2 separate regions of the Homo sapiens genome follow, and region 1 is linked to region 2. A link is an interaction called in ENCODE POLR2A ChIA-PET data of the cell type or tissue named here. Cell type or tissue: OCI-LY7. All regions are shown on one strand. Each heading gives the region's core, and the rest is flanking DNA. Links, peaks and the distances in the headings are about the cores only. Region 1 has its middle 20 kb from the start of RPL11. Region 2 holds the start of MIR378F (microRNA 378f).

Region 1 (15,397 bases), core at 2,413-10,412, 220 kb after region 2:
GTAAATGGCTTCACCTCCCTGAGCCTCATCTGTAAAATCAACCATGTGGATCATTATTGAGCACATCATCTGAGCCAAGTGTCCTACTTAGTATCAGAGATTTGAGAATGCCTCATCCTTGTCCTCAAGGAACTCATCTCCTAGTAATTCTGACCTCACAGGGCTTCTACCCAAGAAGGGAATGGTAGGTAAAGCAGCTGACACATAGAAACCCCTCAATAAACTTTATTTTCCATTCCTTTCTACTTAACCAAATCAAGGGGCTTACCAATTAAAAATAAAAATCCCTTGCCCAAACTCTTTGATGGATTCCATCTGCTCCTAGGAGGGGCCTAAAATCCTTTGCAAGCCCAACCTCCACCCCACTCTGTGTTCCACATACAAACCTTGTAATTCCTCAACTCCACCAAAGGGGCGCTCCTGCTTCTGGCCTTCGCCTTGCTGTTCCTGCTGCCTGGAATGTCTTGTCTTCCACAAACACCCACCCCTTCTCACCAAGCTTTCTCTTTCAGGGCTTAGTTGAAATGCCATTCTCCTGGTGAAGCCCTTCTCGGTTTCAGAACCCCACTAACCTGAGCAGGTTTACCTGCCATCTTCTCTCCCAACACCAGATAGGACTCTCTGTAGCACTGACCATGATGGCTATTATATGACTACTATTTGTATTACCTTTTGTTGGTTAAATATAAAATGAATTTATTTTCATAATTTTAAATTTCATGTTCTTCAAGACAAAGTCTCAAATGTATTATTTTTGTGTTGTGGTAAAATAAATACATATATCTAACATTTAGCTATGCCATTCAGTCAGTGGCATTCTGTAGATCCACACTGCAACCATCACCAGTATCCATCTTATCCATCTCCAGGACTTTTTCCATCCCATGCTCAAACTATGCACCCAATAAACAATAACTCCCTATTTTTCCCTCCCCCAGCCCCTGGCAACCATAGTTCTATTTTTATCTCTGTGACTGTGACTACTCTAGGTACCTCACACAAGTGGAATCATAGAATATTTGTCCTGTTCTGATTGGCCTATTTCACTTAGTATAGTGTTTTCGAGGTTCACCCAAATGGTAGCACGTATCAGGATTTCATTCCTTTTTTTTTAAGGCTGAGTAATATTTCATTGTATGGACAGACCACGTTTTGTTCATCTATTCATTTGCTGATGGATATTTGGGTTGTTTCCACTTTTGGCTATTACGAATAGGGGTGCTATGAACATCAGTGTACACATATTGGTTCCTGGGCTTTCCATTCTTTTGGGAATATGCCCAGAAGTGGAATTGCTGGATCAAATGGTAACTCTATACTTAATATGTATTACTTTTTGTCCACTTTTTATTGGTTTATGCTCCCTCCCCACTTCCTCCACTGTAGTCTAGCACCATGAGGGTAGAAGCCACGTCTGTCTTCCTCTGTGTTTCATTGTGTGGTACCCTCACTAGACTGTGAGCTCCCTGCAGGCACAGATTGTGACTAAACCATCTCTATATCCCTGGTGGGGGCACTAAATAGTTGGTGAACCCATAAGTAAGTGAACTAGAGCAAAGCGCCTAAAATAAAGGCGATACATCGATGGGTCCAGCATGGGCTTGGCCCTTCAATCAACATTTGTTAAATTAATGAAACAATGGCAATTTAGCTGACTTGGGTGAAGGCTGGAAGCCTGAAGCAGATGTCACAGAAGAAAAGTGACAACAATTCCTGACGGGGATTTTCACTCCCAGAGGTCCCAAAGAGACTGACTGGCCATAGATCTGCCTGGTTTTCTCCCTTTCTTTTTCTTTCTATGACTGGCCATAGATCTGCCTGGTTTTCTCCCTTTCTTTTTCTTTCTTTCTTTTTTTTTTTTTTTTCCGAGATGGAGTCTCACTCTGTCGCCCAGGCTGGAGTGCCATGGCGTGATCTCGGCTCACTGCAACCTCTGCCTCCCGGATTCAAGAGATTCACCTGCCTCAGCCTCCTGACTGAGTAGCTGGGATTACAGGTGCACACCACCATACCCGGCTAATTTTTGTATTTTCAGTAGAGATAAGGTTTCACCATGTTGGTCAGGCTGGTCTCGAACTCCCTCGTGATCTGCCTGCCTCGGCCTCCCAAAGTGCTGGTATTACAGGCGCGAGCCACCGTGCCCAGAGATGAGCTCTCGCCATGCTGCCTGGCTGGAACGCAGTGGCTATTCACAGGTTCAATCACAGCATGCTATGGTCTTCAACTCATGGGCTCAGCCTCCCACGTAGCTGAGACTACAGATGCAAGCCATGTTTTTGTTTCCTTAAGTTTTCTGACATTCATGCCTTTACATGGGGTTTCATACTCCCTATGTTCTTATCTGAAGCTATTTGGTAGAATCATATAAAACTGAGCCAGGCACTGTGGCACATGCCTGCAATCCCAGCTACTTGGGAGAATGAGTGGGAGGATTGCTTGAGCCCAGGAGTGTGAGAACAGCCTGGGCAATATAGCAAGACCCCGTCTCAAAAACCAAACCAAACAAAATTGAGCCCACGGATCTATGCTTCGTATCTCCTCTTGGGGCAACAGAGCACAGTGTGAGGGGTCACTGTGAATCAGAAGGATCAGGGTTAGCATTCAAGTTCCACCACTTCCTGGTGGTGACTCTGAGGCCCTCTTTTCCTTGTAAAATAGGAATGTTATATATAATTCATAGGACAACTGTAAAGATGATCTCAAATATGTCAAACACCTAGAACAAAGGAGATACATACTGGCCATGTTAGTTCTCCCTTATCTCCTCCTCCTCCTGTCTTTCTCCATTCCTCTCAATCCCCCTGTGTGTGCTCAGCTGATAGACATGATAATATCTTTTTTTTTACATCAGCATGAGGGAAATTTATAAAACAAGGACCAAAGGAATATATCCTGGAGCACAGAGGAATTCATTATACACACATTCTCTCCATAGAGGTTCAGTCCACAATTAAAGCTGAGAGATTCTGGCCCGGCGCAGTGGCTCGCGCCTGTAATCCTAGCACTTTGGGAGGCCGAGGTGGGCAGATCACCTGGGGTCAGGAGTTCGAGACCAGCCTGGCCAACATGGCAAAACCCCATTTCTACTAAAACTACAAAAATTAGCTGGGCGCAGTAGTGGGTGCCTGTAGTCCCAGCTACTCGGGAGGCTGAGGCAGGAGAATCACTTGAACCTGGGAGGTGGAGGTTGCAGTGAGCCAAGATCGTGCCATTGCACTTCAGCCTGGGCAACAGAGCAAGACTCTGTCTTAAAAACAAAATAATAAAAAAAAAAAAAAACTGAGAAATTCTTTACAATTCCCAGATAAGAAATGTTAGACACATTGACAAACACTGACCACATGACCACATGGATGATGGCAGCAACTCACAGGTCTACACTGTGGTGGGGTTTGCCTGGCACTGTCACATACATGATCTCTCTTGAACCGGGCAGGAAACAGATGGAAAGCATAAAGATTTACCTAAGGTTACACGGCCTGCATAAGGCAGTAGGGTATAATGCAAAGCATTCAGGAGATTTGGGTTCAAATTCTGACTCTGTCATTCCCTCATTCTGTGACTTAAAGCGATATAAAGTAAATGAGACTCTGATTATCTGTTTAAAAAAAGATAATTACTTGAGGCATATGATTTTTAGACACTTGTCCTCTACAGTATGATACTGTACCTTCTTTGAGAGAGAGAAAGGACAAACTGAATGCAGAGGGGGAAAGGCGAGCATCAAGTTCCACCCAAAGGATGCTTGGGGAGAGGTGCTGGGAGGGTGGTGTGTCGAGGGAGGGCATGGAATCTGTGTCCTCTCCCCCATACCTTGCCTTTGCATCTCTTCATCCGGCTGTTCACAAATTTAAGTGTCTCCCTGTGTTCTGTGAGCCATTCTAGGCAAATTAATTGAACTCAAGGAGGGGTAGTGGAACCGTGATTTATAGTCTGTTGGTCAGAAGTATAAGTGATAACCAAGTTGTGACTGGCATTTGAAGTGGGGGCAGTCTTATGGGACTGAGCCCTCTATGGAAAAGAGCAGGACACCAGGCAGAACAGCACCTAGAGACCTTTAAAAGTAAGCCAACGTCATAGTAACCACACAAGGGTTGATCCCTACAGGAGACTTGGTGCTCACCGCATAAGCCCAAGCAAGCCTAAGCCTTAGCATCTTGATGCAACTATGACCAAAGCTTCCACCTGGTTTCTCTGCTTCTGCCATACCCACCCCTGCAATTCATTCTCCACACTGCCACTACAGTCACCTTTTCAAAATTGAAAATGAGGGCTGGGCACCGTGGTCCATGCCTGTAGTCCCAGCCACTGGAGAGGCCCAGGCAGGAGGATCGCTTGAGGTCAGGGGTTCAAAACCAGGCTAAGCAATATAGCAAGATCCCATATTTAAAACTTAAATAAAAGAAAATGCAGCCATATGCCCTCCACAGCTGAAAACTCTCTAACAGCTCCTGATCTCACTTCATAAACAAACAAACAACCAAATAAATAATGCTTAGAAGACCAGTGGCATCAGCATCACCTGGGAACTTGTTAGAAATGCAAATTCTTTTTTTTTTTGAGACAGAGTTTTGCTCTTGTTGCCCAGGCTGGAGTGCAATGGCGCAATCTCGGCTCACTGCAACCTCCTCCTCCCGGGTTCAAGCAATTCTCCTGCCTCAGCCTCCCAAGTAGCTGGGATTACAGACATGCACCACCACACCCAGCTTATTTTGTATTTTTAGTAGAGACAGGGTTTCACCATGTTGGTCAGGCTGGTCTCGAACTCCTGACCTCAGGTGATCCACCTGCCTTGGCCTCCCAAAGTGCTGGGATTACAGGTGTGAGCCACCACGCCAGGCCTAGAAATGCAAATTTTCATCCCCATTTAAGATCTACTGAATCGGAATCCCTAGGGGGCCCAGGAGTCTATGTTCTTTTTTTTTTGAGATGGAGTCTCACTCTGTCGCCCAGGCTGGAGTGCAGTAGTGCAATCTCGGCTCACTGCAAGGTCTGCTTCCCGGGTTCAAGCGATTCTCCTGCCTCAGACTCCCGAGTAGCTGGGGGGACTAGAGATGCCTGCCACCACACCCAGCTAATTTTTGTATTTTGGGTAGAGACGGGGTTTCACCATGTTGGCCAGGTTGGTTTCAAACTCCTGGCCTCAAGTGATCCACCCACCTCGGCCTCCCAAAGTGCTGAGATTACAAGTGTGAGCCACTGCACCCGGCCTGGACCTTGCTTTAATATGTCAACTTCCCTCTTAAAATATAAACCTCCAAACTGACCATAGTCTTCCAGATATGCTCTGATCAGTGGCAGGTACTTTGAAAGACTGGACCAGGATACTAGATTAACTATCTCAAGCCAAGCTCTTTATTCTGTAATTGCTTTATAGAACCTACATTAGATAACTTCAAATTTGTTGTTACCATCTTCAAAAACATAAGAAAAGTATTGACTTGAAAATTATAGACCAACGCTTGTCAATTCTACTGAAAACATCTGATATTCTAGAGGATAAAAGACTTTTGAGAATTCCCAAGTATATGCCTCCATATAACTGTCTCTAGAATATGAAATAAAATATAACTAGAAAAAGACTCTCGGATACCCACTGATCATATAAATCCAGGACTACAGTGCTTTATAGAGTTAGTTAAATTATCTTTCCAACTTTTGCCTGACCTTTTTCTTCTTTGATAATTTTTTTTTTTTTTTTTTTTGTGAGAGGGAGTCTCGCTCTGTCACCCAGGCTGGAGTGCAGTGGCGCAATCTTGGCTCACTGCAAGCTCTGCCTCCCGGGTTCACACCATTCTCCTGCCTCAGCCTCCTGCGTAGCTGGGACCACAGGCGCCCGCCACCACGCTCAGCTAATTTTTTGTATTTTTAGTAGAGGCGGGGTTTCACCATGTTAGGCAAGATGGTCTCGATCTCTTGACTTTGTGATCTGCCCACCTCAGCCTCCCAAAGTGCTGGGATTACAGGCATGAGCCACCGTGCCCGCCCAGTAATTTTTATACTGGATGTAAATGATGAGAACAAATGGCTTTTCCTCTGCTGCAGAATGAACAGTACTGTCTATACAGAGGCTGCCTCCCATCATGGATCCAAGTCTCTGATGAAGCTGACCTCTATCTCCAGCTGATTTCCATCTCAGAAACCGTTTTCTTTAGATTGCCTCATTTTCTCTCGTCTTCCATCACCTTCACTAGCAGGTGACTTTCATATAGATGTCGGTTACGGTATCTCAGCAAAATTATAAATTAAAATTTGCTATGGACTTTCAGGGTTGCACGTAAACAGCAGTAATTAACACCAGATGTCACTTGACTAGCTTTACTTGCCACCCCCTCTCCAACTGCCTCAATTAGGCCAAATCATCTCTCATCAGGAATATGGCAAAATGTTCCTGCTGCTTCTGCCTTTGCCCTGTACACTGCCCTTGTTCCCTGTACACTGTTGCTAGGATGAGCTTTCTTTTTTTTTTTTTTTTTTTTTTTTGAGATGGAGTCACTCTCTCGCCCCGGCTGGAGTGCAGTGGCGCGGTCTCGGCTCACTGCAAGCTCCGCCTCCCGGGTTCACGCCTTTCTCCTGCATCAGCCTCCCGAGTAGCTGGGACTACAGGAGCCCGCCACCACACCCGGCTAATTTTTTGTATTTTTAGTAGAGATGGGGTTTCACCGTGTTAGCCAGGATGGTCTTGATCTCCTGACCTCATGATCCGCCTGCCTCGGCCTCCCAAAGTGCTGGGATTACAGACATGAGCCATCGCGCCTGGCCTAGGATGAGCTTTCTAAACATGAAGGTAACTGATAATAGTTATGACCATTTGTGTCATAGTTATATGCCAGGTATTTACATTATTTTTGCTCCTCATAACCAAGTCAGATAGGACTATTTATTTCTATTTACCAAAGAAACTGAATTCAGATAAATTAAGAAAGTCATGAAGATCACAAGGTTATTAAGAGCCAGAACTAGGATTCCATCCCAGATCTCGATGGCTCCAGAGCCCATGCCCTTCCCAATGCAGCTGACTGGATTTCAAGATCAGGCTCAGGCTCTTTAGGTTGATGTTCAAGGCCCTTCAAAAATCTAGTCAATTCAGTCCCATTTCCTGTCAGGCCCCCAACACTCTCTCAACTCCAGGCATACCAAATACCTAATATCCTTCTTGCTTCCATAACTTGGTGATCCCTATTGCCTTGCCTGAGATGACTTTTCTCCAAACTCTTTTCTTTGCCTGGTTTGTCATGATAATAGATTTAAATCAAACGGGTTTTTTGTAATCCGCTCCCCCCACCACCTCCCGCCCCACCACTCCTTCACACAGTGCTCACAGAACTACCTAAGCAAACTCCTGCCACACCATATGTCACCCTGTGTTCTAACCTGCTGTATCCTACAGTGTGGGGTGGCACTACTGGCAGCCCAAATGATTTTAGATGGCACATGGATACCATATTAATTAACAATGAATCACAAAGTGAGAAAGTCATTCTCTTTCCAGTTCTCTTTCAATCTCTCTGACGACAATGAGGAAGGGTCAGTATGGTGCTGGTGTATTAAGGTGGTGATTAACAGCATGGCCTCTGGAGCCAGACTGCCTGGGTTCAATCTCTGCTATACCACTTAACAGCTGAATGGGTTCTCTGTGCTGTATCCCCCAGATCCCAACACACAGCCAGGCACACAATAAAAATTTGCCAAATGAATGAGTTCAGCAAACATTCTTAGAACAGAATCAATGGGAGGCACTCCTAAGGCTTGACAGAGGACAGATAGATGCCTTCCGAGTTCATGAACCTGAATCCAAGAGAGATGTTTATAGTCTAACACAGTTCCTTCACGAACCTGAATCCAAGAGGGATGTATATAATCTAACACAGTTCCTTCACGAACCTGAATCCAAGAGGATGTATATAGTCTAACACAGTTCCTTCACGAACCTGAATCCAAGAGGGATGTATACAGTCTAACACAGTTCCTTCACGAACCTGAATCCAAGAGGGATGTATACAGTCTAACACAGTTCCTTCACGAACCTGAATCCAAGAGGGATGTATACAGTCTAACACAGTTCCTTCACGAACCTGAATCCAAGAGAGATGTATACAGTCTAACACAGTTCCTTCACGAACCTGAATCCAGGAGGGATGTATATAGTCTAACACAGTTCCTTCACGAACCTGAATCCAGGAGGGATGTATATAGTCTAACACAGTTCCTTCACGAACCTGAATCCAAGAGAGATGTATATAGTCTAACACAGTTCCTTCACGAACCTGAATCCAAGAGAGATGTATATACTCTAACACAGTTCCTTCACGAACCTGAATCCAAGAGGGATGTATATAATCTAACACAGTTCCTTCACGAACCTGAATCCAAGAGGGATGAACCTGAATCCAAGAGGGATGTATATAGTCTAACACAGTTCCTTTATGAACCTGAATCCAAGAGAGAGGTATATAGTCTAACACAGTTCCTTCATGAGCCTGAATCCAAGAGGGATGTATATAATCTAACACAGTTCCTTCATGAACCTGAATCCAAGAGGGATATTTATAGTCTAACACAGTGGTTCTCAAAGCTTGGTTCCGGGATCAGCCTCAGCATCACCTGGGAACTTGCTAGAAATGCAGATTCTCAGACACCCCAGATTTACTGAATCAGAGATTCTGAGGGTGGGGGCCCAACAATCCAGCTTTTACAAGCCGTACAGGAGATTCTAATGTACTCTCAAATTTGAGCATCACTGATCTTGTAGGACAAAGATGCAGAGCAGCTGGAAGGCAGGCAAGGCAGAACCCAGAAAGCACAGACAGAGAGGAAAGAGCTGCTTGCAGGACATCTCTGTATCAGAACAGACCTGCAGATTGAGACACTACTAGGAAGAGCCATGAGAGTTCAACCTTGTCAAGATGGTGAAATGATTTGTCTCTTATGGATCTGTCAGATGCTAGGCAGGAAACCAGGCCATCTGGGTTAGGCTTGGCTCTGCTACTAACCAGCTGTGTGATCCTGCGCATGGCTCTTTACCTCTCAAACCTATTTCTTTACCCATAGAGGCTGCATTGAGGGTCCTGCCCTCAGGTAGAGTTCCCCACACATGGCGCAGGACTCTCCCAGTGACTCATCCCTACCTTTATTTCTACTTCACTGAGAAAATGAAAGCAATGCGAAGAGAACTGAAGAGAACTGAACCCAGGACTGAATCTTAGGGTACTTCAGCATTAAGAGGCCTGAGAGGCGGCCGGGCACATCCACAGAACTCCATCCCGTATCTACCACCAGCCAACATGTGCACTCACACAGGCAGGCTCCCAACTTATCACCAACACCCCAGCCACGCTTCTATCCAAGTCTAAACCCCCTCTGTGTGCTACAAGCCAACCCTTCTCACCCACTCAAGGATATTGCTACTGCAGGTCTCCCTTCTCCCACATCAATTTTTCTCTCTACTGGATTTTCTCAGTCATAGAAAGTTTTTTTCCCACTTTTGTTCCCCTTGACAGCAGAACTCCTTGGAAGCATTGTCTACCAGTTGTCCCCAGTCACTCTCCTCACCTTCTCTCTGAAGCCCACTATACTCAGGCTTTCTGGCCCATCACCCTGGCAGCACTGCTCCAGAGAGGCCACGAGAGGCCTTCATGCTGTGAAGTCCAATGCCTAATTCAAAGTCCTCGTTTTACCGGACTCTTTGGGAGCACTCACCTCAGTTCATCATCCCTCCTCCTTCACACACCCTGACTTTACTTCCAGGTTACCAGGCACTTGGTTTATCTCCTACTTTACCGGTCCCTCTTTCTCCTTTGCCAATTCCTCTTGTTTCCTCACAACTCTTTTTATTACTATTATTATTCTTATTTTTTGAGTTGAGACAGGGTCTTGTTCTTTTTTTTCTTTTTTTTTTTTTGAGACGGAGTCTCGCTCTGTCGCCCAGGCTGGAGTGCAGTGGTGCGATCTCGGCTCACTGCAAGCTCTGCCTCCCGGGTTCACGCCATTCTCCTGCGTCAGCCTCCCGAGTAGCTGGGACTACAGATGCCCGCTACCACGCCCGGCTAATTTTTTGTATTTTTAGTAGAGACAGGGTTTCACCGTGTTAGCCAGGATGGTCTTGATCTCCTGACCTTGTGATCTGCCCGCCTCAGCCTCCCAAAGTGCTGGGATTACAGGCGTGAGCCACTGCGCCCGGCCAAGACAGGGTCTTGTTCTTTTGCTGAGGCTGGAGTCCAGTGGTGTGATTTCAGCTCAGTGCAGTGTTGTACTGCTGGACTCAAGCAATCCTCCTGTCTTGGCCTCCCAAGTGGCTAGGACTACAGGTATGCACCACCATGCCTGGCTAGTTTTTTTAAAACAATTTTAATAGAGACTCACTATGAGGCTTTGCTATGTTGCCCAGGCTGGTCTCGAATGCCTGGCCTCAAGCAATCCTCGCACTTTGGCCTCCCAAAGTGCTGGGATTACAGGTGTGAGACACTGTGCCCGGCCGCCTCTCAGGCCTCTTAATGCTTAAGTACCCTAAGGTTCAGTCCTGGGTCCTTTTCCCTTTCTGTCATACTCACTCCCCTATGACTTCATCCAGTCTCAAGACTGTAAATACGGACCTCCCTATGCTGAAGACCTCCAAACAGATATCTGCAGACCAGCCTCCAGAATGCCTACTCAACATCTTCCTTTAGATGATAGATTTTAAGTTACGCATGTTCAAAATGGAATTCCTAACTGTCAAATCTGTTCCATGCTACCTTCTCCATCGAAATTAACAGCAACTCCATACTTCTTTTGCTAGGGGCCAGAAACTTGAGTCATTCTCAACTTCACTTTCTCTCTTATCTTTCATCCAGTTGTCCATGGAAATCTTGCTGGTTTACCTTCAAGATGTATCTATCATCTGCCCATGTCTCACCACCTCCAATGCTGCCACGACGTCTGGACCAGCATGAATGCCTGGCCTCAACCTCCCGGGCTCAAGCCATCTTCCTGCCTCAGCCTCCCAAGCAGATAGGACTACAGTTGCACAAGAGCACTGAGCTGACAATACTTTCTGATAAGTCTTCCTGCTTCCACCCTTACCCCCCATATTCTGTTTTTAATATGCAGTTACAGTTTTAAAATGGAAGTCAGATCATGTGATGCCTCTGCCAACCTAGCAAGGAGTGATTCATTTCGCTCCCAGTAAAGGCCATAGTCTTTCTAACACCCTACACAGCCTGCACAGCGGCTGCCCATCATCTCTGACCCCCTCCTCCTCTTGCCCTCTCACACTGCCTGGCTGTAGTGGGCTCAGTGCTATAACGCACCTCTGCCTGAAGGCCTTTGCTCTAGTCTTCCATCTCTCCAAAAGCTCCTCCTCACAGATCCAAGTGCCCAACCCTTACCCACTTCAAATCTCATCTTCTCAGTGAGGCCTCCTCTGACCAGCCTTTCCTCACCCCCTCACCCCACTCTACTTTTTCTTTTCCCAACACACATACCATCCTATAACATTCTCTGTAATTTACTCGTGGATTGCTTATTGTCTGTCTCCCTCCATTAGAATGTAAGCTCCAAGGCAGGGATCTTTGTCTTTGTTCACTGATGTATCCTATGCCCCTTAAACAGTGCCCAGCACATGGTAGACGCTCAAAAAAAAGTTACTGGATAAGTGACTTTAGTGGACACACTTTTGTTTTGTTTTTGAGATGGAGTCTCGCGCTGTCACCCAGGCTGGAGTGCAGTGGTGCGATCTCGGCTCACTGCAAGCTCCGCCTCCCAGGTTCACACCATTCTCCTGCCTCAGCCTCCCGAGTAGCTGGGACTACAGGCGCCCGCCGCCACGCCCGGCTAATTTTTTTTTGTATTTTTAGTACAGACGGGGTTTCACCGTGTTAGCCAGGGTGGTCTCGATCTCCTGATCTGGTGATCTGCCCGCCTCGGCCTCCCAAAGTGCTGGGATTACAGGCATGAGCCAGCGCGCCCGGCCGTGGACACACTTTTAAAAAATTTTTCTTTTTGTTTTTTCTCTTTTTTTTTTGAGACAAAGGCTTGCTTGCTCTGTCTCCCAGGCTGGAGTGCAGTGGTGTGATCTTGGCTCACTGCAACCTCTGCCTCCCAGGTTCAAGCAATTCTCCTGCAGTAGTTGGGACTATAGGTACCCGCCACCATGCCTGGCTAATTTTTTTTTTTTTTGAGATGGAGTTTTCGCTCTTGTTGCCCAGGCTGGAGTGCAATGGCGCAATCTCAGCTCACCGCAACCTCCGCCTCCCGGGTTCAAGCGATTCTCCTGCCTCAGCCTCCCTAGTAGCTGGGATTACAGGCATGTGCCACCACGCTCGGCTAATTTTGTATTTTTTTTTAGTAGAGATGGAGTTTCTCCATGTTGGTCAGGCTGGTCTCGAACTCCCGACCTCAGATGATCCTCCCGTCTCGGCCTCCCAAAGTGCTGAGATTACAGGCATGAGCCACCATGCCCGGCCTCTGCCTGGCTAATTTTTGTGGTAGAAACAGGGTTTCACTGATGTTGCCCAAGCTGGTCTCCTGAGCTCAAGCAGTCCACCTGCCTCAGCCTCCCAAAGTGCTGGGATTACAGGCGTGAGCCACCGTGCCTGGCCTTTTTATTTTATTTTTTTTAAGACACAGGTGTCCCACTCTTACCCAGGATGAAGTGCAGTGGTGTGATCACAGCTCACTGCAGCCTTCAACTCCTGAGATCAAGCAATCCTCCTGCCTCAGCCTCCCAAGTAGCTGGGACCAAAGACATGCACCACTACACCTGGCTAATTTTTATTTTTATTTTTAATTTTTTGAGACAGAGTCTCACTCTGTCACCCAGGCTGGAGTGCAGTGGCGCAATCTTGGCTCACTGCAACCTCTGCCTCCCGGGTTCAAGTTATTCTCCTGCCCCAGCCTCCTGAGTAGCTGGGACTACAGGCGCCCACCACGCCTAGCTAATTTTTTTGTATTTTTAGTAGAGATGGGGTTTCACCATGTTCGCCAGGTTGGTCTTGATCTCTTGACCTTGTGATCTGCCTGCCTCGGCCTCCCAAAGTGCTGGGATTACAGGCGTGAGCCACCACGCCCGGCCTATTTTTAATTTTTGTTTGTTTGAAATGGAATCTCACTCTGTTACCCAGGCTGGAGTGCAATGGCACAATCTCGGCTCACTGCAACCTCTGCCTCCCGGGTTCAAGCGATTCTCCTGTCTCAGCCTCCCAAGCAGCTGGGATTACGGGCACCTGCCAACACCCCGCTAATTTTTGTATTTTCATTAGAGGCGGGGTTTCACCATATTTGTCAGGCTGGTCTCAAACTCCTGACCTCAGGTGACCCACCTGCCTCAGCCTTCCAAAGTGCTGGGATTACAGGCGTGAGCCACCTCACCCAGCCGGCTAATTTAGATAAAAAAATATGTAGCAATGGGGGGTCTTGCTATGTTGCCCAGGCTGGTCTCAAACTTCTGGCTTCATGCAATCCTTCCAAATGAGCCACAACACCCAGCCAGTCACATTTTTTAAACAGTTACATCTTTATTTTAGTATACTAGAAAGTAATACAATAAACATGTCAAACCTGCAAATTCAGTAGTAACAGAGTTCTTTTATAACTTTTAAACAAAGTATCAGGTAAATAATTGTATTTCCTAAGTAACCTGAAGGTGTTACTTCAAACTGAGAAAGCCTGCCCTCCACACAGCAGAGGCAAATTCAAACCCTCCACCATTCTGGAGGGCCTTTACTGGTAAGGGTTGCATTGGAGAACTCCCAAATCTGGCTGTGCATACAACTCACCTAGGAAGCTCGTTAAACTTTAAACAGAGTCCTTTGTTCCATTTTAAGTTCTCGGGAGTTGGGGCCTGGAATGCACATTTTAAACAAATATCTCAGGTGATTCTCCTATACCCAGCCCAGTACTGTGCAAGGCTTAAGGACTGGTGGATTAAATGACCTCTGAGGGCTCTTCTAGCTCAGAACTTCTGCCTCTGTGGTTGAAACTTGATCAACACATCACACACTGCAGCGTTTTTCAAATTGCGGATTAAAATCTACTTACTGGGCTGGGCGTAGTGGCTCATGCCTATAATTCCAGCACCTTGGGAAGCCAAGGCAGGCTCACTTGAGCCCAGTTAGAGGTTACAGTGAGCTGTGAACACACCACTGCACTCCAGCCTGGGTGACAGAACAAGTCCCTGTCACAAAAAACAAGCTCCTTAATAGGTGATATGATTTGGCCCTGTGCCCCACCCAAATCTCATCTCAAATTGTAATCCCCACGTGTGGAGGGAGGGACCTGGTGAGAGGTGACTGGATCATGGGGGTGGTTTCCTCCATGCTGTTCTCGTGATAGAGTTCTCAGAGATCTGATGGTTTAAAACTTCACCCTTTGTGCTCTCTCTCGCCTGCCACCCTGTAAGACATGCCTTGCTTCCCCTTCCACCATAATTTTAAGTTTCCTGATGCCTCCCCAGCCATGCGGAACTATGAGTCAATTAAAATCTCTTTTTCTTAATTACCCAGTCTCAGGTAGTTCTTTATAGCAGTGTGAAAACAGACTAATACAATGGGTTAGAATCAGCATTAGGGGCCGGGCACTGTGGCTCACACCTGTAATCCCAGCACTTTGGGAGGCCAAGGCGGGCAGATCACTTGAGATCAGGAGTTCAAGACCAGACTGGCCAACATGCTGAAAACCCGACTAAAATTACAAAAATTAGCCGGGCGTGGTGATGCACACCTGTAGTCCCAACTAAGGAAACTGAGGCAGGAAAATCGCTTGAACCTGGGAGGCAGAGGTTGCAGTGAGCTGAGATCACACCACTGCATTCCTGCCTGGACAACAAAGCAAGACCTTGTCTAAAAACAAACAAACAAAAAAATAAATAAATAAATAAGAGAGAGAGAGAGATCAGCATTAGGAAAAAAAAGTAAACAACTATACAATAGGACTGCATTACCTGTAGTAAGGTTGTTTCATGAAGCTTTTTCCAGAGGTGAGTATATATGTATGTAGTGATATACAAAATACATTTTTTGCCCTTCCGCTACTCTGAAGGGATTTTTTTTTTTTTACTGTGAACTGTAGTCAAAAACCTTTGAAAGCCACTGCTGTTGAGAAAACAATGATTCTCAACCTTCAGTGTTGTAAGAATGTGAATTCTTGAGCCCTACAAAAACCAAGTTTCTGAGAAGAGTTCAGGAATCTGTGTATATATTATATATGTATTTATATATATTTTTATATATGTATTTATATAATATATATTTATATATTATATATGTATTTATATAATATATATTTATATATTATATATGTATTTATATAATATATATTTATATATTATATATGTATTTATGTAATATATATTTATATATTATATATGTATTTATGTAATATATATTTATATATTACATATGTATTTATGTAATATATATTT
Region 2 (15,397 bases), core at 3,731-11,730:
ATATCATCCAGGCTGGTGGTCTTGAATTCCTGGGCTTAAGTGATCCTCCCACCTTAGCCTTCCAAAGTGTTGAGATTACAGGCATGAGCCGCTGTGCCCAGTCTCTCTCTCTCTCTCTTTTTTTTTTTTTTTTTGTAGTAAAATACACATGACATAAAAGTTACTATTTTAACCCTTTTTAGGAGTACAGTTCAGCGGCATTAAGTACAATCTTCACCACCACCCGTCTATAGAATTCCTTTCATCTTGCAAAACTGAAACTCTCTACCCATAAAACAATAACTCTGGGCCAGGCACAGTGGCTCACGCCTGTAATCCCAGCACTTTGGGAGGCCGAGGCAGGTGGATCACCTGAGGTCAGGAGTTTGAGACCAGCCTGGCCAACATAATGAAACCCTGTCTCTACTAAAAATACAAAACTTAGCTGGGCATGGTGGTGGGCGCCTGTAATCCCAGCTACTCAGGAGGCTGAGGCAGGAGAATCACTTGAACTCGGGAGGCAAAGGTTGCAGTGAGCCGAAATGGCGCCACTGCACTCCAGCCTGGGCAACAAGACTGAAACTCCGTCTGAAAATAATGATGATAATAATAATAACTCTGCACTCCTCCTCTCTTTCCAGACCCTGCAACCACCATTCTATTTTCTGTTTCTATCTCTATGCAATTGACTACTTTGGGTAACACATATAAGTAGAATCATACAATATTTATTCTCTTGTGTCATATTTGTCCTCTTGTGTCTTGTAGCTTATTTAATTTACTGACCATAATGTTTTCAAAGTTCCTTCATGTTGTAGCATATGTTAGAATTGTCTTCCTTTTGGCCAGGCACAGTGGCTCACGCCTGTAATCCCAGCACTTTGGGAGGCTGCGGCGGGCGGATCACGAGGTCAGGAGATCAAGACCATCCTGGCTAACACGGTGAAACCCCATCTCTATTAAAAATACAAAAAAAAATTAGCCGGACATGGTGGCGGGCGCCTGTAGTCCCAGCTACTCGGGAGGCTGAAGCAGGAGAATGGCGTGAACCTGGGAGGTGGAGCTTGCAGTGAGCCGAGATTGCGCCACTGCACTCCAGCCTGGGCAACTGAGCAAGACTCCATCTCAAAAAAAAAAAAAAAGAAAAAAAAGAAAAAAAAAGAATTGTCTTCCTTTTTCAGGCAGAATAATATTCCATTGTATGTATATTCCCATTTTGTTTATCCATTGATCTGTCAACAGACATTTGAGTTGTTTCCCCTTTTTGGCTATTGTGAATAAGGCTGCTACGAACATAGGTATTCACAGGCTGTTCTAGTCCCTGCTGTCAATTCTTTGGGGTGTACGCCCAGAAGTGAAATTTCTGGATCATATGGTAATTCTAGCTGTTCCCTCAGAAGCACGTGATCTTTGTTAGACCCTTATTAGTGGTTCTGCTTTTTGCCCTTTGAAGCATGTGATCTTTGTACCTACTCCCTGTTCTTACACCCCCTCCCCTTTTGAAACCCTTAATAAAAACTTGCTGGTCTGAGACTTAGGCAGGCATCACGGTCCTACTGATATGTGATGTCACCTCCAGCAGCCTAGCTGTAAAATTCCTCTCTTTGTACTGTCTCTCTTTATTTCTCAGCCGGCCTACACTTATGGAAAATAGAAAGAACCTATGTTGAAATATTGAGGGTGGGTTCCCCCAATATGGTCCGGGGGTAGAGAAGAGAATTTTCTGAAACTAGAACATAAAAATGTAAGGGTTAATGATGTAACCACCCAATGGATTCTTCCTGCCTGCTGCATAAACAAAGACCACAGCATTGCAGTAACGAAAGAGTACAATAGACATGAGGCCGGTCACACAATGTGACAGACAGAATTAGGACTCAAATAAATCTCATCCAAAGCTGGTAGTTTAGGAGTTTTCCAAAGGCACTTTCGAGGAAGGGCTGCGGTGGCTAGGCTTGCTGCTGATTGGTTGGGACAGAGATGAAATCATAGGGGGTGGAAGCTGTCCTGAGTGCTGAACTACTTCTGAGTGGGACCACAGGAGCAATGTCGGTGGGTAGAGGCAGAGCCAGGTACGGGTGGAGCCATTGGTTTCAGACTTCCAAAAACTGAAAAGATACTCAAAAGGCCAATCTACAATAGTGGTGTTACCTGCAGGAGTGGCTGGCAATTAAACAATTTCTTCACCTTAGCAGAATTCAGATTCCTCTCCTCCCACAGCCTGATGACCTTTCATTGGCTTAACAAAGACAGTTGAGTTTTGGGGAAGGCCTATTATCATTTAAAGTATAAACTAAATGTCTCTCAAAGTTAGCTCAGCCCCAAAGCCCAGGAATAATTAAGGGAAAGGCAAGATGGGTGTGGATTAGATCAGATCTCTTTTACTGCCATGATTTTCTTACTGTTATAATTTTTGCAAAGGTAGTTTCTCTTTTTATTTTATTTTATTTTATTTATTTATTTATTTTTTTATTGATCATTCTTGGGTGTTTCTCCCAGAGGGGGATTTGGCAGGGTCATAGGACAATAGTGGAGGGAAGGTCAGCAGATAAACAAGTGAACAAAGGTCTCTGGTTTTCCTAGGCAGAGGACCCTGCGGCCTTCCGCAGTGTTTGTGTCCCTGGGTACTTGAGATTAGGGAGTGGTGATGACTCTTAAAGAGCATGCTGCCTTCAAGCATCTGTTTAACAAAGCACATCTTGCACCGCCCTTAATCCATTTAACCCTGAGTGGACACAGCACATGTTTCAGAGAGCACAGGGTTGGGGGTAAGGTCACAGATCAACAGGATCCCAAGGCAGAAGAATTTCTCTTAGTACAGAACAAAATGAAAAGTCTCCCATGTCTACTTCCTTCTACACAGACACGGCAACCATCCGATTTCTCAATCTTTTCCCCACCTTTCCCCCCTTTCCATTCCACAAAACCGCCATTGTCATCATGGCCCGTTCTCAATGAGCTGCTGGGTACACCTCCCAGACAGGGTGGTGGCCTGGCAGAGGGGCTCCTCACTTCCCAGAAGGGGCGGCCGGGCAGAGGCGCCCCCCACCTCCCTCTCGGACGGGGCGGCTGGCCGGGCGGGGGCTGACCCCCCACCTCCCTCCCGGACGGGGTGGCTGGCCGGGCGGGGGGCTGACCCCCCCACCTCCCTCCCGGACGGGGTGGCTGCCGGGCGGAGACGCTCCTCACTTCCCAGACCGGGTGGCTGCCGGGCGGAGAGGCTCCTCACTTCTCAGACGGGGCGGTTGCCAGGCAGAGGGTCTCCTCACTTCTCAGACGGGGCGGCCGGGCAGAGGCGCTCCTCACATCCCAGACGGGGCGGTGGGGCAGAGGCGCTCCCCACATCTCAGACGATGGGCGGCCGGGCAGAGACGCTCCTCACTTCCTAGATGTGATGGCGGCCGGGAAGAGGCGCTCCTCACTTCCTAGATGGGATGGCGGCCGGGCAGAGACGCTCCTCACTTTCCAGACTGGGCAGCCAGGCAGATGGGCTCCTCACATCCCAGACGATGGGCGGCCAGGCAGAGACGCTCCTCACTTCCCAGACCGGGTGGCGGGCGGGCAGAGGCTGCAATCTCGGCACTTTGGGAGGCCAAGGCAGGCGGCTGGGAGGTGGATGTTGTAGCGAGCCGAGATCACGCCACTGCACTCCAGCCTGGGCACCATTGAGCACTGAGTGAACGAGGCTCCGTCTGCAATCCCAGCACCTCCGTAGGCCGAGGCTGGCGGATCACTCGTGGTTAGGAGCTGGAGACTGGCACGGCCAACACAGGGAAACTCGTCTCCACCAAAAAAATACGAAAACCAGTCAGGCGTGGCGGCGCGTGACTAGGCACTAGGCAGGCTGAGGCAGGAGAATCAGGCAGGGAGGTTGCAGTGAGCCGAGATGGCAGCAGTACAGTCCAGCTTCAGCTCGGCATCAGAGGGAGACCTTGGAAAGAGAGGGAGAGGGAGACTGTGGGGAGGGGGAGGGGGAGGGGGAGGGAGAGGGAGAGGGCAAAGGTAGTTTCAATGGGATTATGAAAATTGGTATATTTTGCAAATGAAAAATAAAATTGTAAGTCCCCCAACCATCTGAATGGATCCTCCTCTCAACCAAGAGCATTCCAAAGTTAACCTGAAAAATTAGTTCAGGCCATGATGGGAAGGGGGAGTTGGACATGCCTCGTTATTCCCTCCTCCCTTTTGGAATTCAGACACAGCTGACCAGCATTAACATTAAAACAGATCTTAAGACTGATAGAACAGGTCAGGTGCAGTGGCTCATGCCTGTAATCCCAGCACTTTGGGAGGCCAAAGTAGGCGGATCACCTGAGGTCAGCAGTTCGAGACCAGCCTGGCCAACATAGCAAAACTCTGTCTCTATTAAAAATACAAAAATTACCTGGGTGCAGTGATGGGTGCCGGTAATCCCAGGTCCTCGGGAGACTGAGGCAGGAGAATCACTTGAACCCAGGAGGCAGAGGTTGCAGTGAGCCGAGATTGCACCAATGCACTCCAGCCTGGGTGACAGAGCAAGACTCCATCTCAAAAAATAAATAAATAAATGTATTTTAAAAAGCTCCCTTGTCCATTCCCATTATATCTTTCCCATTGCGAACACCAACAATTGTTTATGAAGGCTAGAGTCTTTTGTTATAATGTTGGATGCATTAGGCCTCAGGGGCAGGTCTCTGACCTTCCGCTGCCTCCTTTCATCTGCCCCAAGGCAGGACTTGGAGTCTTAAGACTCTCCGATGAGAGGGTCCCACTCTATACCCTGTGGGAAAGAATGCTAATATCATGAAGCTTCCATAAAAACCCAAGATTGACTAGGTCAAGAGAGCTTCCAGATAGCTGAACACGTGGAAGCCAGCAGGAAGGGGAAGAAAAACTGGTCCAGGTGCTGGGAGGGTGGCGCACCCCAACTCCACAGGGCCAGAAGCTCCTGCGCTTGGGCCCCTTCCAGACCTCACCCTATGTATCCCCTCATCTGGCTGGTTATCTGTTTCCTTTAACATAGCTTTCTTAGTAAACCAGTAAATGTAAGTGTTTCTCTGAGTTCTGTGAGCCACTCTAGCAAATTAATCGAATCCAAAGAGGAGGCTGGGGGAACCCCAGCTTGAAGCCAGTCGGTCAGAAGTTCTGGAGGCCCAGACTTGTGACTGGGAGAGTGGAGAAGGAGGGAGCAGTCTTGGGGACTGAACCCTCAACCTGTGGGATCTGGCACTGTCTCTGGGTAGATAGTGTCAGACCTGAATTGGAGGCCACCTGGCTGGTGTCTGCTGGTTGGTGGTAGGGAGAGATGCACACACGTTTGGTTATGTAGCAGGACAAGCCGCAGACAAAACCCCTCAGACACTGAGTTAAAGAAGGAAGGGCTTTATTCGGCCGGGAGCTTCGGCCAGACTCACGTCTCCAACAACCAAGCTCCCCAAGTAAGCAATTCCTGTCCCTCTTAAGGGCTTACAACTCTAAGGGGGTCCGCATGAGAGGGTCATGATGGATTGAGCAAGCAGGGGGTACATGACTGGGGGCTGCATGCACCAGTAATCAGAACGGAACAGAGCAGGACAGGGATTTTCACAGTGCTTTTCCATACAATGTCTGTAATCTATAGATAACATAACTGGTTTAGGTCAGGGGTCCATCTTTAACCAGGCCCAGGGCTCGGCGCCGGGCTGTCTGCCTGTGGATTTCATTTCTGCCTTTGAGTTTGTACTTCTTCTTTCATTGGAGGCAGAAATTGGGCATAAGACAAGATGAGGGGTGGTCTCCTCCCTTAGTCACAGAAGTTTTCTTCTGTGTAGTTGATCATTGTGGTGTGAGAGTAGAGGAAAAACCCAGTGTTAGGAGAGTTTCTCCCTAGACAATCTTTCATCAGTTATATGATTTGCAACTATGTCCTCCCATTCCCTAGGTTGCCTTTTGAGAAACTGTTGATACTATCCTTTGATTTAGAAAAGTTTTTAAATTTGATGAAGTCTTGTCTGTTTTGTTCTTTTGTTGCCTGTGTTTTTGGTTGTCATAGCCAAGAAATGATTGTCAAATCCACTGTCATGAAGCATTTGTCCTATACTTTCTTGCACGTTATGGTTTTATCACTTACATTTAGATATTTGATCAGTTTTAAGAGTTAATTTTTTATTTTTATTTTTTTAGAGACAGAGTCTCACTCTGCCGCCTAGGTTGGAGTGCAGCGATACAATCATAGCTCACTGTAACCTCGAACTCCTGGGCTCAAGGGATCCCATTTTTAAGTTAATCTTTGTATATGATGTAGGTGAGGGCCTCACTTCGTTCTTTGGCACGTGAACATGCAGTTTTCCCAGCCCCATTTGTTGAAAAGTTATCATCCTTTTCCATTCAATGGTCTTGGCAGCTCTGTTCCATTGATCTGTATGTCTGTCTTTATGCTAGTTCCCGCTGTTTTTGATACTGCAGTTTGTAGTAAGTTTTGAAAGCAGGAAGTGTGAGACTTCCAACTTTGGTCTTTTTCAATTGTTTTGGCTTTTCGAGGTCCCTAATATGCCATCACTTTTGCTATATGCTATTTGTTAGACGCTAATCACTAATCCCCACACTCAAGGAGGGGAGATTACCCAAAGGATTTGAATACAGGGAGGCAGAAATTACTGCAAGATATTTTAGGGGCTGCCTACTACAATAGCTAACTTTTTTTTTTTTTTTTGAGATAGAGTCTCACTCTGTCACCCAGCATGGAGTGCAGTGGCGCAATCTCGGCTCACTGCAAGCTCCGCCTCCCAGGTTCACACCATTCTCCTGCCTCAGCCTCCTGAGTAGCTGGGATTACAGGCGCCCGCCACCACGCCCAGCTAATTTGTGTGTGTGTGTGTGTGTGTGTGTGTGTGTGTGTTTTTAGTAGAGACGGGGTTTCACCATGTTAGCCAGGATGGTCTCAATCTCCTGACCTGGTGATCTGCCCACCTTGGCCTCCCAAAGTGCTGGGATTACAGGCGTGAGCCACCGCGCCCAGGCTACAATAGCTAACATTTACTGAGTACTTAATATAGTAAGTCATATGTGTATATACTCGTATAATCTTCACAACAGCCCTGGGAATCAGAAATATTACTATGCCTGATTTGTAACAGAGGAAATTGAGGTTTAAAGAGATTAAACAATTTACCCATGGCCCTCCAGCTGGGATTCAAACCCAGTCTGTCCAACTCCAAAGCTGTGCTTTTAACCCTTACACTGCCTATGCACACATAATTACTTCCATGTCTCAGATGAATGGGAAATGTTGCTGGTTATCATTTAGAGCTTAGCTTGATGATTTGCAAAAGTCTCAGATGACTGCTCATGAGTAGAAGAATAAGCGCTCTCAGCTGAATTTAGTATTAGTCAAATGAATTTGAGAAATCCTATTTTAGTTCAATGCCAACTTGTTATAGAAGTTTGCTACCCACTGTGGAAAAGAAAGGACAAACCCATAAACATACTGAAGAATTTTTCTTCTTGCTGCAATGGAAACTATTTATGTTCTCCAGCTTCTATAAGAAGAAGCTTGGCTCGAAGGAAGCTTCTGGACCTAATTTCATAAGCAGCTGCCTCATAACGTAAAAATCTCTCTCAGACATCTCCTAGAGCTTCTGATTCACGTCACACATGAGAGAACTCGGTGAAAACAAGTTTCCACAGAGCCTCTTCTCCTAAGAAAGTTCTGCTTTCAAATAACTCCATCTGCACCTCCTCCCCAGCCAGATTCTAACACTGGTGAAGAGACAACCTCCTTCTTACCCTGAGGAACGTGTCAGGGAGTGTCTGAATGAGTTATAAAGATTCTCTTCTCCTCTTTTCCCCCTTCTTTTGTGACCACATCTGCAAACTCTGAAGAAAGAACATGTTGGTTTGGGTTTAAAACCCAGAATAGAAAGCTGGCATTAGAAACGTTTCAGGAATGCTGAGAATTTTTAGAGGTGTTCTTTTTTTTATTTTTTGAGACAGAGTTTCGCTCTTGTTGCGTAGGCTGGAGTGCAGTGGCGCAACCTCAGCTCACTGCAACCTCCGCCTTCCAGGTTCAAGTGATTCCCCAGCCTCAGCCTCCTGAGTAGCTGGGATTACAGGCATCCGCCACCAGCCCCAGCTAATATTTTGTATTTTTAGTAGAGATGGGGTTTCACCATGTTGGCCAGGCTGGTCTCGAACTCCTGACCTCAGGTGATCCACCTGCCTCAGCCTCCCAAAGTGCTGGGATTACGGGTATGAGCCACTGCGCCTGGCCTAGAATGTGTTCTTAAAGGTTCTTGTTCTCATTATGTTTTTATGAGCAGGTATAATTGTCTTAGTGTTTCGGCTTAATAGAGGAATCCACTCCATTCAAATATTTTTTTTTTCTGAATCCCAACTCAGTCCTTGGCACTGGATGGGATGCTGTGAGGGTGCAGAGAGGAATAAGACGTGGGGCTTGCCCTTAAGGAGCTTTAACAGGAAGACCCAGAAATAGGAGCAACTATGTCTGCTATAAGGCAGAACAGGCCAGATGCTATCAGGGAGTTGCAAGTAACCATAAACATGTGCCAAACACAGTCTCTACAAAAAAAAAAAAAAAAAAAAAAAAAAAAGCAGGGTATGGTGGCTCAAGCCTGTAGTCCCAGCTACTTGGGAGGCTGAGGTGGGAGGTGGGAGGATCACTTGAGCCCGGGAGGTCGAGGCTGCAGTGAGCTGTGGTTGCGCCACTGCACTCCAGCCTGGGCAACAACCAGAGTGAGAACATATCTCAAAAAAAAGAAAAAGTTTTCGGCCGGGTGCAGTGGCTCACACCTATAATCCCAGCACTCTGGGAGGCTGAGGCAGGTGGATCACCTGAGGTCGGGAGTTCGGAACCAGCTTGACCAACATGGAGAAACCCCATCTCTACTAAAAATACAAAATTAGCCAGGTGTGGTGGCGCACGCCTGTAACCCCAGCTATTCAGGAGCCTGAGGCAGGAGAATCGCTTGAACCCGGGAGGTGGAGGTTGCGGTGAGCCGAGATCGTGCCATTGCACTCCAGCCTGGGTGACAGAGTGAGACTCTATCTCAAATAAATAAATAAAGTTTCCTCCCCTCTGCACATGCACTCCTTTCATTTACAGAAGCCCTTTTCTACACTCTCACAAGCTGTCCTGAGAGTTTCACCCACCCCCGCGGGGACAGCACAGTGTTAAGAGCACAAGCTCTGGAGCAAGGCAGCCTAGTGTTGAATCCCAGCTCTGCCGTGCAGACGATGCATAACTCTGGGCAAGTTACTTAACATCTCTGGGACAGTTTCCCCATTGGGAAAATGAAGATAATATTTCCTGTTGGCCCAGCACAAGTGGCTCATGCCTGTAATCCCAGCACTTTGGGAGGCCAAGTCGGGAGGATCACTTGAGCCCAGGAGTTCAAGACCAGCCTGGGCAACATGGCAAAACCTCATCTCTACAAAAAATACAAAAATTAGCTGGGTGTGGTGGCACACGTCTGTAGTCCCAGCTACTTGGAGGCTGAGGTGGGAGGATCACTTGAGCCCAGGAGGTCTAGGCTGCAGTGAGCAGTGATCGTGCCACTGTACTCCAGGCTGGGTGACAAAGCAAGACCCTGTCTCAAATAATAATAATAATAATAATAATAATAGTAATAATATTCCTTATCTTGTTGGGTGGTTATGCAGATTAAGTGAAGTGGTCAATTTAAAGGGTTTAGTGGTCAGTTCATACAGAGCATTCAATGAATTAGCAGTTGTGACATCTCCATTTCCTAAATGAGAAGGCTGAGGTGTAACTGGTCCAACTGATTTGCCCAGAATTATTCAGCTAGTAAGCAGTAAGGGCAGGGCTTGAGCCCAAGACTTCTGGCTCCAAGTCCAGTGCTCGTTCTGTTGTTTAGCAGCCTGAAAACTATGGGAGTCCAGGACCTGACCCAGGGGCTGGGGAGGAAGAGCAGGAAGTGGGAGGAGTGGAGCTCCAGAGAGGTTTCCTAAGATAACATGGAATGGAGACTTTCTTTGAGCTGCTATATGTGAAAGCCTTCGTCTAAGGATTATTTTCAACAGCAACTCAATTTATTGGGTATCCTACTCAATGTATTAGTGTAATTTCTTTCTTTACATTGAATGTTCAACACCTTTTTTTTTTTTTTTTTGAGATGGAGTCTCACTGTGTCACCTAGGTTGGTGTGCAGTGGCGTGATCTCGGCTCACTGCAACCTCTGTCTTTCGAGTTCAAGCGATTCTCCAGCCTCAGCTTCCTGAGTAGCTGGGATTACAGGTGCACGCCACCCCACGCCCAGCTAATTTTTGTATTTTTAGTAGAGACATGGTTTCGCCATGTTGGCCAGGCTGGTCTCAATCTCCTGACCTCACGTGATCCACCTGCCTGGCCTCCCTGTTGGGATTACAGGTGTGAGCCACTGTGCCCAGCTGAATGTTCAATTTCTTTTGATTGATCCCTCTTCTGTGTTCCCAAACACACTGTACAAATTCTGCTATTGAAGAGTAATTGCCCCAAAATTTAGTGGCTTAAAGCAACAAGAATCATTTCATCATCTTTCAAGGTTTCAGAGGGTCAGGAATTCAGAAAGGGATTGCCTGTGTGGTCTGACTTGGGGTCTCTCATGTGGTTGCTGGTGGTGAATGGTGAACGGAGCTGGATGGGCATAGCTCTGCCTTCATTTACTCTCAGAGCGGGCCAGGCGCAGTGGCTCACGCCTGTAATCCCAGCACTCTGGGAGGCCGAGGCGGGCAGATCACGAGGTCAGGAGATCAAGACCATCCTGGCTAACACGGTGAAACCCCGTCTCTACTGAAAATACAAAAAACTTAGCCGGGCGTGGGTGGCGCGCGTCTGTAGTCCCAGCTACTCGGGAGGCTGAGGCAGGAGAATGGCGTGAACCCGGGAGGCGGAGCTTGCAGTGAGCCCAGATCACGCCACTGCGCTCCAGCCTGGGCAACAGAGTGAGACTCCTTCTCAAAAAAAAAAAAAAAAAATTATCACTCTGACATACTCTACTGGTTGAAATGGTCTCAAACGTCTTCTCAGGTTATCTTTGGAAAATACAACCCACCAGGTATGCTTTTGTGTCTACCTTTCCTGCCAGAACACTCATTCATGCAGTCACTCAGGTACTCATTTGTTCCCTCATCCAACATTTGTTGAGTACCTGTTGCTCTCCAAACACTAAGGCAGGCCCCTTATATAGATTATTTCATCTAATATTCAGGTCAACCCTTTGAAGTAAATGCATAATCCCCGTATTTAACACATGAGGAAGCTAAGGTTCAGAATGGTGCAGTGACTTGCCCAAAGTCATGTGAATGAGTCGAGAACCCATGATTTGAACCCATAACTATCCATTCCAGAGCCTATGCCCGTTCCTTAACCAGCCTGCCCTCCCAGGATCAGCATAACCTGGCTGCCTTCAAGGCTTTTGAGTTTGTACCTTGGCTAAGCTCTGTGCTCTTCATGCCCCCAGGACTGGTCAGAGGGGCTGGGGAAAGGAACGAGGGAAACACTGTCTGGGGCCAGTGGGAAGGAACCCCAAGTCCTGTGCCAGCTATGGAACTTCCACTTGTGGTCCCAGGGGTTCTGGCCACACAGTGCAGGGTTGGGATTCATGCCCTTATTGAGGAGACAACACCTATTCACACATGACCAACAGGGGTTATTTTGGTGCCAACTCCAGTCAGCTGAGTGTCAGCATGGAGTGCTGAGTTGAGAAAGATCATGAGCAGAATCTGGGCTGGGCAGGATTAAGGGTCTTGATCCATTAGTTATGTCTGCCACTGATACATAACCAGGTATGTTGGCACATGGGCCTTGCATCCCAATCTTACAAAACTACATCTCTTTTCATATGGGACAATACTAAGAAGCAAGCACCACAAGGGCAAGGATTTTGTCTGTTTTCATCCCCGCTATATCCCCAGTGCCTAGAACAGTGTCCTTCAGGGATTAGGATCTCAGTGAATATTTGTTGCATGAATGAGACAATTATGGTTTAGTGGTTAAATGGATTGACTCCAAGCCTGTCCCAATTCTAGGTTTGAATTCCATCTGTGCCACTTGATGGCTGGATAATATTGGATAAGTTGCTTTGTTTAACTTTTCTGAGACTCACCTACTTCATTCGTCTATTCATTTATTCATTCAACAAATATTAGTTGAGCACCTAATGGATGTTGAACACCTAATTTTGGGGATGTACCAAACACTGTTCTAGACACAGGGGACGTAGAAGTGACCAAAATAGATATAGATCCCTGCTGTTATGAAGTTTATATTTTAGGAAGGAGGAACAGAAAAATGAACAAATGAAATATACAACAGGTGTTGGCTGGGCACGGTGACTCATGCCTATAATCCCAGCACTTTGGGAGGCCAAGGCCAGCGGATCACAAGGTCAGGAGATCGAGACCATCCTGGCTAACACTGTGAAACCCTGTCTCTATTAAAAATACAAAAAGTTAGCCGGGCGTGATGGCATGCACCTGTAGTCCCAGTTACTCCAGAGGCTGAGGCAGGAGAATAGTGTGAACCCGGGAGGCGGAGCTTGCAGTGAGCCGAGATTGCGCCACTGCACTCCAGCCTGGGGGACAGAGCGAGACTGTCTCAAAAAAAAAAAAAAAAGAAAAGAAAAGAAATATACAGTAGGTGTCATGTGATGATAAATGCTTTGGAGAAATACTAAATGAGTCAGGGGGCCAGGCGCGGTGGCTCACGCTGTAATCCCAGCACTGTAATCCCAGCACTTTGGGAGGCCAAGACCGGTGGATCACCTGAGGTCAGGAGTTCGAGACCAGCCTGGCCAACATGGCAAAACCCCATCTCTACTAAAAATACAAAAATTAGTTGGGTTTGGTGTAATCCCAGCCTATAATCCCAGCTACTCGGGAGGCTGAGGCAGGAAAATCGTTTGAACCCAGGAGACGGAGGCTGCAGTAAGCCAAGATAGTGCCACTGCACTCCAGCCCGGGTGACAGAGCGAGACTCCATCTCAAATAAATAAATAAATAAATAAATAAAATTTTTAAAAATAAAATGAGTCACAGAACAGGAATTCTGGAGTGAGGTGGGAGAAGATTTGCCTCCTGGCCTATAGGACCATGTGAAGATTACACTCCGGAGTACAAAAGATGGTGAACTTGGTCTTACCCAAAACACCTAGAGCTCCTCTTACCTACTTCCTGGGGAATATTATGTTATATTTGAATATGTAACACAATATAGATATATAATCCTTACTGGTAAGTGTTGTGAGGGTTAAATAAGAAAATATTTGTGAAAAGTTTAACTCTGTGTCTGGTATACAGTGAGGGTTCAGTGAGGAGGTTTATTAGTGTTTTCCTTTCATTTATTCAGTAGACATTTACTAACTATTGACTATACACCAGAACCAGCCACCTGGGGCTAAGTGTTATGACTCAGTTCAGCCAATGCTTCACCTTCCCAACTGGACTGTAAACACGTTGAGGGCAGGAGTTATGTCTAATTCAGTCCCACATGGAAAGTCAGAGCAGGATGGTCTCTCCCATCTTCTGCTTTTGTAGGAGAAGAATCTGAGGCTCACACTTGTTCAAGGCCACATGGCAGGATGAGGCAGTGCCAGAACTAGAACTTGGTCTCTGATCTGGTCTTTCCTCCCCTGTTGCTTCCTCATCCATCCAAGGATCTCCCGAATCCCCGGTTATTAACTCTTGGCTATACCCTTTTATGGGTCCTGCAAGCTGTTGTTAAAGACAAAATTATTAGTGACACTCATTCAAGATGGTAAGGAAGCGTTTATTCAAGGGGGGGGGGCGCATCATGACAGGTATAAAGACCACTTCAATGGGGTTTTGCAGTTGGGGGGACTCAAGTCCACATACAGAATCAGCAAGTGGAAATTTATAGCCAAGGAGCAGGGTGGGGATCACCGGATGAAAAATTACTAAGAGAATACATCAGAAGTAAGGGGAGGGGGGCTTCTGGCTAAGCCAACCTAACATCCTGGCTGAAGGCAAGCCAGGATCATCAGATGTCACCTGGGAGGTGGTGGAGGATGAAGGACCCTATCAGATATTGAGGGTGATCAGACATGGAGGACAGGAGATTCTAGCTAAATCAACTTCACAGGATTCTTGCTGACATTGACCAATGCAGAGATGAACACAGAAGTCAAGGTCTCGTTGAAAAGTTCAAGGCTAGGCCGGGCACGGCGGCTCTCGCCTGTGATCCCAGCACTTTGGGAGGCCGAAGCGGGAGGATCTTCCAAGGTCAGGAGTTCGAGACCAGCCTGAGCAACATGGAGAAACCCCCTCTCTATGAAAAATACAAAATTAGTCGGGTGTGGTGGCACATACCTGTAATCCCAGCTACTCAGGAGGCTGAGGCAGGGGAATCGCTTGAACCCGGGAGGTGGAGGTTGTGATGAGCTAAGATTGTGCGCCATTGCACTCCAGCCTGGGCAACAAGATCGAAACTCCACCAAAAAAAAAGAAAGAAAGAAGAAAGAAAAGAAAAAGAAAAAAGAAAAGTTCAAGGCCTGAGTAGAGTTTGGTCAAGGAATCTTTGTCACTATTCAGCCTGTGATATAAAACCATGAAGTCGTTCAGTCAACTTTTCCTGGAAGTTCAAACCTATCCACAGCTTCTCCAGCCAACTGGAGTCGGGAGTGCCCAGCCAGTTGGATGCTTTGGCATCTGCTCAGAGTGGAAACTGCAGCTGCAGACTTTGCTGCGGTTGTTCAGTCGCCAGTGACCCAGCCAGTCCAGCGGCATGAAACGCCTCCTTCTGACCCATTTGTTTTAACCCCTGTGTTGGGGCCCTGGACTCTAACTTCTCTTTGTACAGAAAACAGCTCTTCCTGCCACCCCTGGCCCCTTTGGGCTCTGTTTTGTCCTTAGCCCTAACTCTCTTTGCCCTCCCTCCACGTCTCTGAACCCTTGCAAGGATGGGAGTGGGAAGTGGAAGACAGGTTTTTCCCTGTCCCTCTTCCTCCAAGAGGTTGCACCCCCTAATGGGCTACCTTCTCATGTCCCCTGTCCTTTGTGTCCTGCTGATCACTCCAACTCAGCACCTGGGCCCCAGAATGCATCTTATGTCTTTTTGACTCATTCTCCAAGCACAGTTCTAGACACATAAACAGACAAATAAATACTTGCTGGCTAATTGACAGGTACAGCAATTTAAGGAAACAAAACAAAAACTGAACGAGAAATGGGACTTGTGACAAGCTGGGAAGACTTCCTGGAGGAAGAAGGACTTATGTTGGGCCTGGAAGAAGGAGTCAAGACCAAATTGATAAGCAAGAGTCAGAGGGCATTGCAGGCTAAGAGAATCAAAGGTGTAGAGGTGAAAATATGTGGGCAGATTAGAATTCCAGACCTAGAGAAGAGGCTCTCTAATAAGTATTTTCAGCTTGTGATCCATTGGTGAGTAATAAAAATTATTTCTTTGGCTACAAATGGCATAGTTAAA

What was found. Peaks named below come from ENCODE experiments on the same cell type or tissue, not always from the same donor. Only the 100,000 strongest peaks of a DNase experiment are listed, where the experiment ranks them.
Region 1: POLR2A ChIA-PET joins it to region 2 with 5 read pairs; 4 of 35 experiments call an interaction of 5 or more read pairs at or near these places.

Annotation. Positions count from the first base shown.
Region 1 is chr1:23,703,697-23,719,093 of GRCh38, reverse strand. No RefSeq gene overlaps it. Among named protein-coding and RNA genes, the nearest start is that of RPL11, 20 kb to the right of the region's middle. In OCI-LY7, for the core only: a CTCF peak has its summit at 2,551; no DNase peak of the experiment used is centred there.
Region 2 is chr1:23,923,536-23,938,932 of GRCh38, reverse strand. It overlaps MIR378F (microRNA 378f), which reads right to left and starts at 9,863; the gene lies at 9,786-9,863. In OCI-LY7, for the core only: no CTCF peak of the experiment used is centred there; DNase peaks (open chromatin) are centred at 7,282, 7,592 and 8,452; H3K4me3 peaks cover 1,620 bases; H3K27ac peaks cover 3,066 bases.